Regions from separate parts of the Homo sapiens genome. Here region 1 is linked to region 2. Evidence: read pairs that join two places in POLR2A ChIA-PET (ENCODE). Cell type or tissue: Panc1. All regions are shown on one strand. Each heading gives the region's core, and the rest is flanking DNA. Links, peaks and the distances in the headings are about the cores only.

The links. Peaks named below come from ENCODE experiments on the same cell type or tissue, not always from the same donor. Only the 100,000 strongest peaks of a DNase experiment are listed, where the experiment ranks them.
Region 1: POLR2A ChIA-PET joins it to region 2 with 9 read pairs; 2 of 35 experiments call an interaction of 5 or more read pairs at or near these places.

What each region holds. Positions count from the first base shown.
Region 1 is chr15:59,375,193-59,382,059 of GRCh38, forward strand. No RefSeq gene overlaps it. Among named protein-coding and RNA genes, the nearest start is that of MYO1E, 5.8 kb to the left of the region's middle. RefSeq lists an enhancer at 4,872-5,373. In Panc1, for the core only: no CTCF peak of the experiment used is centred there; no DNase peak of the experiment used is centred there.
Region 2 is chr15:59,591,168-59,598,034 of GRCh38, forward strand. No RefSeq gene overlaps it. Among named protein-coding and RNA genes, the nearest start is that of GCNT3, 17 kb to the right of the region's middle. In Panc1, for the core only: no CTCF peak of the experiment used is centred there; a DNase peak (open chromatin) is centred at 3,454.

The DNA.
Region 1 (6,867 bases), core at 1,325-6,324, 220 kb before region 2:
GCAGGAAGATCATGTGAGGCCGGGAATTCGAGGCTGTAGTGAGCTTTGATCGTGCCACTGCACTCCAGCCTGGGCAACAGAGTGAAGCCCTGTCTCAAAACAACAACAACAACAACAACAACAACAAAACCTATCAGGAATTTTAGGAGTGTATGAACAGAGGTTACCAAGACGGAAGTGTCAGCTTACCAGTAACACAAGAAACACTACCTAAGACACCATCCCATCCATGGTCAACCCTCATTAGTAGTCAGATTGACATGGGCTTTGAGATGTACAGACAAAGGCATAGTTTGTTTCCCAAGATTAGCCCAGGTATACAATGAAACACTGAAAATCTCTTAATAAGCCATTGACAGTCGACTGACAATTGATCAGTCTTGGATTTATCAAAAACTACCTTGAGACTATTAGTCCATTATATCATCATTTCTGATTTTTTAAAAAAATGTTTTAGCGTTTACTTTTATTGCCCTAATAATCTATAATCTCTTCCAAGTTTCAAGAGGTACATCTAACTGTAGTAGGCAGGACTTTGATGAAGATGTATGCTTGTGTTCATTTTTTATAATATATATGAGATTTTATATGTACATATGATTTATATATGATTATATATCATTTTATAATATATATGAGCATGAGATTATTATAAAGTCATATATATATATAAAAGCAGTTTTTGCCGGGCGTGGTGGCTCACGCCTGTAATCCCAGCACTTTGGGAGGCCGAGGCGGGTGCATCACGAGGTCAGGAGATCAAGACCATCCTGGGTAACATGGTGAAACCCCGTCTCTACTAAAAAAAAAAAAAAAATACAAAAAATTAGCCAGGCATGGTGGCTGGTGACTGTAGTCCCAGCTACTCGGGAGGCTGAGGCAGGAGAATGGCGTGAACCCAGGAGGCGGAGCTTGCAATGAGCCAAGATCACACCACTGCACTCCAGCCTAGGAGACAGAGCGAGACTCTGTCTCAAAAAAAAAAAGGAACATTTTCCCAATTCTGATTTCCATCTGTTTTTCAGAGGATTCAGTAATATATTGCCAAATATTTATTCTTTCTTTTTTTTTTTTTTTTGAGACGGAGTCTTGCTCTGTCACCCACGCTGGAGTGCGGTGGCGCAATCTCGGCTCACTGCAACCTCTGCCTTCCGGGTTCAAGCTATTCTCTGCTTCAGCCTCCCAAGTAGCTGGAATGACAGGCACCCGCCACCACACCCAGCTAATTTTTGTATTTTTAGTAGAGATGGGGTTTCACCATCTTGGCCAGGCTTGTCTTGAACTGCTGACCTCGTGATCCACCCACCTCGGCCTCCCAAAGTGCTGGGATTACAGGTGTGAGCCACCGTGCCCGGCCTTCTTTCTTTTTTTGAGATGCTCTGTCACCTACACTGGAGTGCAGTGGCTCTATCTCGGCTCACTGCAACCTCTTGCCTCCTGAGTTCAAGTGATTCTCCTGCCTCAGCCTCCAGAGTAGCTAGGAATACAGGCGCCCACCACCACACCTGGTTAATTTTTGTATTTTTAGTAGAGATGAGTTTTCGCCATGTTGACCAGGCTGGTCTCTCAAAGTCCTGATCTCAAATGATCTGCCTACCTCAGCCCCCTAAAGTGCTGGGATTATAGACTTCAGCCACTGAGCCCAGCCAGATATTTATTCTTATTCAAGACCATAGTAGCAGTGAAGTGGAAGCAACTTTTAAAATTGTAAAACTCATTCTAGACACATGATGGAGCTAGTCAGATAAGGCTTTGTAAATACCTTGGCATGATTAATTGCATTTTTTCTGGGGCTGAATGAAAAGGAACAAATAAAAAAATCAAAATGAATACAAAGTAAAATTTTCTGTATAAATCTATCAGTGAACTAAATCATTGTTTATGCATTTTGGAAAGCAGCAAGAAAATAATATCGAGCAATAAAACTAGTTTCCCTGTCAATACCATAAAAAATCATTCAGAATGCACTCACAACACTAAAGTTAATTAATGTGGGGCTGGTGCGGTGGCTCACGCCTGTAATCCCACCACTTTGGGAGGCTGAGGCAGGTAGATCACCTGAAGTCAGGAGTTGGAGAGCAGCCTGGCCAAACATGGTGAAACCCTGTCTCTACTAAAAATACAAAAAAAAATTAGCTGGCTGTGGTGGCAGGCACCTGTAATCCCAGCTACTCGATAGGCTGAGGCAGGAGAATCTCTTGAACCCCGGAGGCGGAGATTGCAGTGAGCCGAGATCAGGCCAGTGCGGGCCAGCCTGGGCAAAAAGAGTGAGATTCCGTCTCAAAAAAAAAAAAAAAGAAAAGAAAAGAAAATTTGGCTGGGCACAGTGGCTCACACCTGTAATCCCAGGACTTTGGGAGGCCAAGGCAGGTGGATCACCCGAGGTCAGGAGTTTGAGACCAGCCTGACCAATATGGTGAAACCCCGTCTCTACTAAAAATACAAAAGTTAGCCAGGCATGGTGTCCTGCACCTGTAGTCCCAACTGTAGTAGAGGCTGAGACAGGAGAATTGTTTGAACCCGGGAGGCGGAGGTTGCAGTGAGCCAAGATCCTGCCACCGCACTCCAGCCTGGGTGGCAGAGCGAGACTCCATCTCCAAAAAAAAAAGAAAATTTGTCAATGGGAAAATTAGAAACCTTTAACAAGACACTAATGAAAGAGAGACTTGTATCATATCAGTGTGAAATGTCCTCTACAATCACTATTTTTATCATAACATACATCATGTATTAGGTTCACTAGCTATTAGCTACTGAGCTAAGTGCTTAATGTGCAATATCTTATGTAATCTTCCATACGACCCTGTTAGCTCCATTTGCAGTTAAGAAACTAAGTTGAGAAGACTTAAAGTAATTTGACCAAGCTATTACTCAGCTATCCTGCATCAAATACATACATTTGTCTGGCTCTGAAGCCTACACTATTACCCTTTAAGCAGTGATTGCGTAATAGAAATGTCCATCAGAAGAAATTGTCCCTAATGCAGGCCCAAAATGAATAGGAACACACTTATTAAAACCCCGTGAGCCTTTCCAAACCAGAGCTCCCAGAAAAATTGTTGCTTTTTAATGGAATATAAAAATTACATTTACACAGTAAGTTTAACTCTAAACACTTTTTCCCCCAGTATGTTGATATTGGTTTATAAAAAGGATGTTGAAGAGAATTTCACCAGTTGTATAATGTAACATGATGCTACTTCTGATTAAGATAAATTAAGGCCAGGCACGGTGGCTCACACCTGTAATCTCAGCACTTTGGGAGGTCGAGGCAGGTGGATCACCTGAGGTCAGGAATTCGAGACCAGCCTGGCCAGCATGGTGAAACCCCATCTCTACCAAAAATACAAAAAAGTAACCGGGCGTGGTGGCAGGTGCCTGTAATCCCAGCTACTCAGGAGGCTGGGGCAGAAGACTCACTTGAACCCAGGAGGCAGAGGTTGCAGTGAACCGAGACAGTGCCATTGCACTCCAGCCTGGGTGACGGAGGGAGACTCTGTCTCAAAAAAAAATAAAATAAAATAAAATTATTTTGCCTTAAGAATTATTTTACTGAAGTAAAGGAATAGAAATGATTTAAATATATGCTTAAATTAGCAGCTTATTAAAAGCATGTTTGTGTAGATTTATTATTATATTTTCTCTGATTTAAATCAATATTTTCTTTTCTTCCAGTTTCAATTTGATTTTTACATTCAGAAGATAAACCTTGATCTTTCTCCAAATCTAAAAAATTTGGAGTTGAAACAATGATTAATACTAGTTATGGTGGTCCATGATCTAGCAAGGAATGAGGAAGTCCATGGAAATGAGCTTTGCAGATAACTAAATCTCTTGTCCATACCTTGATGTTCTTTATTTTCCCCACTCACTGTCAATGTTTACTTTCCTGTTGGATCCTGTGTATTCTTATAAGTCATCTGAGCTCTTTGCTACAACAAGGCAAGGCATGGATCAATAAATATGTGCATTTCAAAAAGTAAAAAATAACAAATCTCTGCATGAACCTTGCCTTTTTTCCTTTTTTCTTTCTTTTCTTTCTTTTTTTTTTTTTGTTTTTGTTTTTTTGTTTGTTTGTTTGACAGCACCACACTGTGTCTCCCAGGCTGGAGTGCAGAGGCACAAACAGGTATCACTGTGCCAGGCTCAAGGGATCCTCCCGTCTCAGCCTCCCAAGTAGCTGGGACCATAGGTACACACTACCTATAGCTCGGCTAATTTTTTTATTTTTTGTAGAGACAGAGTCTCACCATGTTACCCAGGCTGGTCTCGAACTCCGGGCTAAAGCAGTCCTCCAGCCTCAGCCTCCCAAAGTGCTGGGATTAAAGGCATAAACCACTACACCCAGCCAAATCTTGTCATTTTTAGATACCAAGACTTTTTTTTTTAACTTTAAGAAAAGTTTTTTCTGAATGAAACTACACATTTCATGGACTTCTGAAAATACATTGAATGTCAGGCAGCTTTTGCTTTAAGACTCAAGGTCATTACCATAAATATTGATTATTGCACAGGATTGCACGAACCAAGGTCCTGGGGGACTGTCAGATGAAATGACTGTTTGCCACTATCTTTCATGGTCTTGGACTGCTGTACTTATATGGTTCTCCTGTGTTTTTTTTTTTGGTGTGTGTGTGTTTATATCCTCCACTGGCAGAGACTTATTTATTTATTCATTTATTTATTTATTCATTCATTCATTCATTTATTTTGAGATGACATCTTGCTTTGTTGCCCAGACTGGAGTATGATGGCATGATGACAGCTCACTGCTGCCTTAAACTCCCGGCCTCAAGCTGTCCTCCTGCCTCAGCCTCCCAAATTGCTGGAATTACAGGTGAGTGACCACATCTGGCCAAGAGAGACTTTTTTCTGCCGTTATGTGTTGCTCCAATTTAGTCTCTTTTACTAACAAGGATCAGAAGAGCACATGGGTTACTTTAAAGAAAATAATGTTGTTTTTTTTTTTGAGGCGGAGTCTCACTCGGTTGCCCAAACTGGAGTGCAGTGTTGTGATGTCGGTTCACTACAACCTCCGCCTCCCAGGTTCAAGCGATTCTCCTGCCTCAGCCTCCCAAGTAGCTGGGATTACAGGTGCACGTCACCACACCTGGCTAATTTTTGTATTTTTAGTAGAGACAGGGTTTCATCATGTTGGCCAGGCTGGTCTCTAACTCCTGATCTCCAGTGATCCAGCCGCTGCACCCTCACAAAGTGCTGGGATTATAGGCGTGAGCTACCATGCCTGGCCTTTGCTTTATTTTTTTGCTTTTGTTTTTGTTTTTGTTTGAGATAGAGTCTCACTCTGTCACCCAAGCTGGAGTGCACTGGCACGACCTTGGCTCACTGCAACCTCTGCCTCCCAGGTTCAAACGATTCTCATGCCTCAGCCTCCCGAGTAGCTGGGACCATAGGCACGTGCCACCACACCTATCTAATTTTTGAATTTTTAGTAGAGATGGGGTTTTGCCATGTTGGCCAGGCTGGTCTCGAACTCCTGGCCTCAAGTGATCCAAGTGCCTCAGCCTCCCAAAGTGCTGGGATTATAGGCGTGAGCCACTTCACTAGGCCAGAAAGAAATTTTTTTTTAAAGTATACATGCCCAGGAGCCCAGGAAAAACAAGACAAAAGAAGGCAGGGCTGTGCATCTCTGCGTGGTTGGATGTTCTTTTCTTGTCTGTCTCTTGAAGCTTCTCCCACTTAACTCACAGTTGTTCCTCTTCCCCGATTTCAGCTTGCAAAGTGCCTGTAGCCTGTCACGATCTGACTTGGGCCCTAGAATAACGTTTTTTACAATGTTGCCCACAGCTCACTGGAAACTGCCCTCTAGACTTTTGATTCAAGTTCCATAGGGAGAAAGGGACGGAGAGAAAAAAAGAAAGAATCTGACTCACCCAGCTCAACCTTTTAAATCACGCCACCCAGGTCATAGGTCACTGACAAGGAAGGCTCTGCTGGGACCAGGTGCCTGTCCAGTCACATTCCAAGCAAATGCTGTGAGAGGAGTGATGTCCTAAAGCTTACTGCCCCATTAAAAAGAGATGGCAGATGGGGACAGAGTCTCTGGGGAAGGAAGACAGGGTAGACACTCCAAATTTAGGGCATGCAGCAGTTTGCTGACTTTGCCTGTCTGCTGCCTCGATTTCTACACTTAGTGAGTCCAGGAGGGTAATTCCGTTCACCTCTTCAATAGAAAAAAATGTATGGCCTTTGTAATGATCATCATCATTTCCCCTTTATCATCATTGTGCCTGTAAATGTGTTTACATACTTGAGATGTGACATCATTTTTCCTTTATTATCATGTACTTATAAATGTGTTTTTGATTACATGCCTTTAAATATTTGTGTAAACACATAGATGTGTGTGTTGTGTGTGTGTATTTAAGATGACATTTTTTTCTTTTTTTTTTTTTTTTTTGACACAGGGTCTCACTCTGTCACTCAGGCTGGACTCCAGTGGTGTGAACACATATCTCAAGCAATCCTCCTGCCTCTGCCTCCCAAGTAGCCAGAACTACAGGCGGTGCCAACATGGCTAGCTAATTTTTTTTTCTTTTTTTGTAGGACTGGGTCTTGCTATATTGCCCAGGCTGGTCTCAAGCTCCTGGGCTCAAGCGATCCTCCCTCCTCGGCCTCCCAAAGTGCTGGAATTACAGGTGTGAGCCACCATGCTCAGATAGATGACATGTTTTTCAATATATTGTTACAAACACTTGGGGAGATTGAATAGAGTGTTTCTTGGTGTTCAGCATGATGGCAGCATGGTTTCCAACTGACTACTGTTATCACTCACCACCACAACCAACCTTTACTGAGCACTGTTGTAGGTGCTGGAGAAGTAGAAGACAAGTTCCCAGTCCTCAT
Region 2 (6,867 bases), core at 1,306-6,305:
ACCCTGAGGAAACTGAGACCCAGAGAAGACAAGTAGCTGATTAAAGTCACACAGGGAAGAGAATATTGTATAGTCAGGTTGAAAGTGCCCTAGACAGTTCCTAGAAATTGACATTGTGCATAAATCCCGGATATTATTCTGCTCCCCATTCATTTTGGTTGGAAAGTACAAGGCAGAAACTGTTCCCACTAAACGAGTGTGGAGAAAGGGGTGCCAAGTAATTGAGACTTCCCTGGTTTCAATCAACACCTTCTAGATAAGTCTTTCATTATGAAAAACCACACACTGCTTAATCTGTCTTCCTGTGGCCTTAGGATCCTGCCTGCTTTAACCTCAACAAGCTCTGGGTTCCTTATTCTGCCACTCATTTGATTGTGCAGTTGGTTTTTCCTGATACTCCCATAATTAATTCTGTTTGCTTTTCATTGTATGTTCCTGCTTTCTTCCAGCTCTCTGGCCTCCCAGTCTACTTCCGTCTTTCTGTACTAACAACACCTTCTAGCCTCTGCTTTTTTGGATTTTCCCACAAAGAACTAACAAGTTGAGTTAAGTCCCTTCATTAACATTTTTTTAAAATCCCCATGTATAATTGGATCAGCGTGGTGTTCGATGCACGTTATTTTTGCACACTTGCACAGACTGTAATAAGTATCCCATTGGATTGTTGGGGAACAGGAAGCTGACTGGAGCCCACAAGAGTGTCTTATATAAATAGCACCCAAGGTATGTGGGCTCTGCCACTCAGAATGTGGCCAAGATTAGATGTTTCCCGTTAGAGGTAATAAAATTCCATGTTTATATCAATTAAGATTGGGTTGTTTGCTTCCTTTTTCAAATGAATTACATAACTTTCCTCTACAAAATCACTGGCAGTGTGCGGTTATTCAAAATCAGTGACTGGTGTTTTACATTATCCAAAAACAAATGTATTTTCGGAACTCAGTGGCATGTCAGGGCAGCTCTGTTTCCTTAGGTCTGCATCACTCTCTCCGCTATTGGTATTTGGCATTTTTTGGAAGTGCCAAGCTAAAAGGCCAAAAGCTTTCTTTCTTTTTCTTTTTTCTCTTTCTTTCTTTTTTTTTTTTTTTTTTGAGATGGAGTCTCACACTGTTGACCAGGAAGGAGTGCAGTGGCATAATCTCGACTCACTGCAACCTCCGCCTCCCAGGTTCAAGTGATTCTCCTTTCTCAGCCTCTTGAGTAGCTGGGATTACAAGAGCGTGCCAGCACGCCTGGCTAATCTTTTGTATTTTTAGTAGATACGGGGTTTCACTGTGTTGGCCAGGGCTGGTCTCGAATGCCTGACCTCATGATCCACCCGCCTTGGCCTTCCAAAGTGCTGGGATTACAGGCGCGAGCCACCGAGCCTAGCCTTTTTTTATTTTTTCCTAAATGAGACAAGGTCTCACTCTGTTGCCCAGACTGGAGTGCAGTGGCATAATCACAGCTCACTGCAGCCTTGACCTCTCAGGCTCAAGCGATCCTCCTATCTCAGCCTCCCAAATAGTCAGGACAATAGGCATATGCCACCCCACCTGGCTAATTTTTTAGTTTTTTTTTTTTTTTTTTTTTTTTTTTTGTAGAGACAGGGTTTTACCGTGTTGCCCAGGCTGGTCTCAAACTTCTGGCCTCAAGGGATCCACCCACCTCAGCCTCCCAAAGTGCTGAGATTACTAGCATGAGCTACTGCGCCCTACCACAAAGCTTTATTTCAAAGCACAGCTGTTTAGTTCTAGCATGATCATTGCCTTTCCTACTTCATTTCATACATCAAAATATATTCTGGGTGGATCCAGAATTTAAGTATTAAAAAATCATAAAAATTGTTAAAAGAAAATGTGAGTGAATATGTATATGACTCTGGAATGGAAATGGGTTTTCTAAGCATTATATTGAAGCTCAGAAGCCAAAAGGAAAGTGTGGATAAATTTGGCTACACAAAATCAATGCAATCTTCTGTATATTAACTGTTGCCCCTAGGAAAGAACCCCATAAAACGTAGTCAAAGTTGAACAGTACACTAGGATACAATGTCTACAAAACCAGAACAAAGAGGGAATAGACATTAAGCTGAAAGAACTCTCACAGATTAATAAAAATCAGCTAACACTCCAATAGGAAAATATGGAGAAAAAAGTTAATAGTAAAGAAATTTAAGAGGCCAAGGTGGGAGGATTGCTTGAAGCCAAGAGTTCTAGACCATCCTGGGTAACATAGCAAGACCTCACCTTTACACGTTTTTTTTTTTTTTTTTTTTTTTTTAATTAGCTGGGTGGGGTGGCATCCACCTGTAGTCCCAGGTACTCAGGAGGCTGAGGAGGAAGGATGGCTTGAGCCCAGGAGGGCAAGGCTGCAGTGAGCCGTGATCTTGCCATTGCACTCCAGCCTGAGTGGCAAGGTGAGACCCTGTCTCTAAAAAAGAAAAAAATAAGAAATGCAAATGGTCCCCCAAACTATGAAAAAATGCTCAAGCTTACTACTAATCAAAGAAACAGATTAAAACTACAGTAAGATGTCATTATTTAATTTATTGATTGTGGAAAGACAAAAGTACCAGATGATACCAGATGATGACAAGGGGTAAACAGGTACTTTATTTTATTTATTTCTTAAACATTATCTTTTTTTTTTTTTTTTTTGAGAGAGCCTGTCACCCAGGTTGGAGTGCAGGGATACAATCTCAGCTTACTGCAGCCTTGACCTCCTGGGCTCAAGTGATCTTCCCGCCTCAGCCCCCCAAGTAGCTGGGATTACAGTTGCATACCACCACTCCCACCTCTGCCTCCCAAAGTGCTAGGATTACAGGTGTGAGCCACCATGCCCACCCAACAGGTACTTTTGTATTAAGTGGATAAAACCTTTTGAGAAGTATCAAACACTTTTAAAGCTGTGACCCAGAAATTATACTTCTAATAATTCTATAAAAATAGCTGCACAAATATATATACACATGTATTTTATAAAATTTAAATGTTGACACAGCTTTCAATATATGTGTGTATTTTAATACAGCTATTTTTGTAATTAGAAATGCATTGTAAATAACTACTTTTTGTTAAAAACACGATTATTTAAATATACTGTAACTCAAGCATAACTGAAGAGGTAATCTGTGGCCTTTAAAAACAAGGTAGTTTTAGTGTGTTGTCCAGGGTGTTGAAAAAAATGAAAAAAGAAAAAAAAGAAAAATGTAGCTTTCAATGTACTACCATGGAATGACTTTCAGTATATTGTCAAGAGAAAAAGTTTCAAAAAAGCAGGTAAAATATTGAGTTTTTGTAAAATAATAATATGTTGACTGCTGTTGACATGCTTTTTTCTGTAAGTTTCTTCACAAGGAGAGCATGAGTCACTAGGGTACTGAATGAAATGTGTCTTAGAATTCAGTGATCCTTCCTCCTTCGGAGCTGGGCAGTCTCATCCATCCAACCACTTTATCACACACTCCACAAACAGTTACGTGTTCCCCAGGCAATGAGTGTGAGGCTAAGCAAACTGACCTTGAAGCTGGATTCCCTGAGCATGAATTCATCAGTGTTACTCTGGGCAAGTTACTTTTTCCAGTTAGGATCCACTTTATCTATCTTTATGGTTGAAGAAACAGGCACAGGGAAGAGAAAGGTTATATCCAAGGGAGTTCCCCAGCCAGGAAGTAGCCCAGCCTGATCTAGAATTGTACTAGGAGTTGGCCAGCCTGACTAGGAATTATTTTACTTGCAGTGTGGGCAGCTGGACTGGAGTGGAGAAGTAGGTAGGCCTGGCGCTTCTCTGCCAGGGTATAAATTCTGGCTCTGCCACCTACCAGTTGTTATAACTTTGAATAAGTTACTCAGTGTCTCTCTGCCTTATAGGATTTGTTGTGAGAACTAAATGTTAGGTGCTTGGAACAGCATTTGGCACATACTTAGACTCAGTATATCTTAGTTGTTGTTATTTGTAAGATATTAGGGATTAAAAAGTGAACAAGGAAGCATAATCCTTGTACTGGAGGAACTGACAACATAGCCAAGTATAGAGTGTGGGAAATAGTATGATGAGGAAGCATTTCAGGATGGTATGACAGCTAGGAAGAGGGGCTGGGCATGGTGGCTCAGGCCTGCAATCCTAGCACTTTGGGAGGTGGAGGCGAGTGGATCACTTGAGCTCAGGAGTTCGAGAGCAGCCTGGGCAACATGGTGAAAGCCCATCTCTACAAATAAAAAAATTAACTGGGTATGGTGGCACACATCTGTACTTCCAGCTATTTGGGGGGCTGAGGCAGGAGGATGCTTGAGCCCAAGAGGTGGAGGTCACTGTGAGGTGAGCTGAGATCACGCCATTGCATTCCAGCTGGGTGGCAGTGTGACGCGCTCTTTAAAAAAAAAAAAAAAAAACTAGGAAGAGGTGCGTTCAACCCAGGGAAGGGTCATGGGAGGCTGCCTAGAGGAAGTCGCAGGCAAGCTGAGGAGGCAGAGAGAGCAGCCTGAATCAAAGTCCAGAGATGATAAAGAGCCTGGTTATTTTCAGAAGCCAAAAGGAAGGCAAGAGAAATACCTGAGCACACATTGAGACAAGGCCAGGCATTGTGACTCGAGGCTCAGGCCACTGTGTTGGACCTTCAGCTCAGTGGTTCCTGCTTCTCCTGTTGTTTGTCTGGCTGATCTCTGCTCACCCATCAAGTATTAGCCTAAATGCCACTTCCTCCAGGATGTCTTCCCGGAACCCAAGCTTCCCACAGTTTATGTCTTCTTGCTGCAGGAACCATTGGTACTTTTAGTGCTTTTTGCACTTTATTGTTAATGCTAGATTGTTGCTCTTCCCCTCTATGAATGCCTATACAAGTGTATTTCATAGCATTTATTTACTAACACATAACCATTAGTATGCTCAGGTCATAAGTGGGATAACAGAGGCAGAGGGAGAATCTAGGAGTTTCAGGGACAGGATTTTCCATAACCATTCTAACATGGGCTCTAGTCCACAACCAGGCCAGACTCCAGCTGCTGTTCCAGAGCCCCCTGGGCAGGGCTATCGCAGGAAACACTGCTCAAAGACAAAGCTCATCTCTGATGAGCTGGAATTATATTATATGACAGCCGGAAGGTACTGAGAACTAAATCAGTCTGTTCAACCTCCCACCTGTGCAGTTTTACCCTGTGCCTCCCTGGCAGGGAGAGAAGAGAAGAGGCCCATGACTGGCTCCTACAGGTATGCCCTCTTCCTCCTCACCTTCTCCTCTGCTCCCCACCTAGAAAGGTAGACTGTCTGCCCAGGCCCAGCACAAGGTGTCAGTGATCCATGCCTGAAGGATGGCAGTGACCACAACTACACACATGCACCTTTCCAGGGATCCAGAGTGTGCAGTTGATAGGACATTACAGGTTGGGGGGCACAGAAATACTTTTCTCGTTTGATACTGTAGGGGCCTTGGGAAACGGTTCCTTCCACCTACTAAAGGTTTGCGGATGATGAGCTGACAAAGGGTAGATTAATAGGAGAAAAAGGCACACAAAACATTTAATGTGTATGTGGACATAGAAGCCATACACAATGTATAAGACTCAAAAAGGGGCCAGATAGTTGAGACTTAAGTAGTGTCTTTGTAGGGGAAAGACATATGGACCCAGGACAAGATATTTTATGAATGATTCTCTTTGGGAGCTGAATGAGACAAGTTAGGAGAAGGTGAGGGGTGGAACTGCAGAGGAACAAAGGTTGTCTTACTATGCAGATGAAGTCCCCCAGTTGACAGCTGGAAGGTACTGAGAACCAAATCAGCCTGTTTTACACTTGCCTCCCTGGCAGGTAGAGAAGAGAAATCTTCCACTGGGGGACTTGTATTGTATTGTATTGTAGTATTTTTTAATTTCAATAGGTTTTGGGGGAACAGGTGGTGTTTGGTTACATGAATAAGTTCTTTAGTGGTGATTTCTGAGATTTCAGTGCACCCATCATCTGAGTAGTGTACACTGTACCCAATGTGTTGTGTTTTGTCTTTCACCCCCCTTCCACCCTGTCCCCCGAGTGCCCAAATTCCATTCTATCATTCTTCTGCCTTTGTGTCCTCATAGCTTAGCTCCTACTTATAAGTGAGAACATATGATGTTTCATTTTCCATTTTTTAGTTACTTCACTTAGAATAATGGTCTCCAGTTCCATCCAAGTTGCTGCAAATGTTATTATTTTATTGCTCTTTTTTTTTTTCTTTGAGATAGAGTCTCCCTCTGTCACCCAGGCTGGAATGCAGTGGCACAATCTCAGCTCACTGCAACCCCTGCCTCCTGGGTTCAAGCAATTCTCCTGTCTCAGCCTCCCAAGTAGCGGGGACTACAGGCACATGCCATCACACCTGGCTAATTTTTGCATTTTTAGTGGACGTGGGGTTTCAGCATATTGGTCAGGCTGGTCTTAAACTCCTGAACTCAGGCGATCCACCTGCCTTGGCCTCCCAAAGTGTTGGGATTACAGGCAAGAGTGTATATATACATATATATATATACACACACACACACACATACACACATCCAGGAGTGAGATTGCTGGATCAGATGATAGATCTACTTTCAGTTCTTTAAGGAATCTCCATACTGTTTTCCCTAGTGGTTGTAATATTTTACATTCCCACCAACCGGGTAAAAGTGTTCCCTTTTTACCACATCCATGCCAACATCTATTTTTTTATTTTTTTATTGTGGCCGTTCTTGCAGGAGTATCACATTGTGGTTTCGATTTGCATTTCCCTGATAATTAGTGATGTTGAGCATTTTTTTCATCTATTTGTTGGCCATTTGTATATCTTCTTTTGGAATTGTCTAGTCATATCCTTAGCCCACTCTCTGATGGGATTTTTTTTTTTCTTGCTGATTTATTTGAGTTCCTTGTATATTG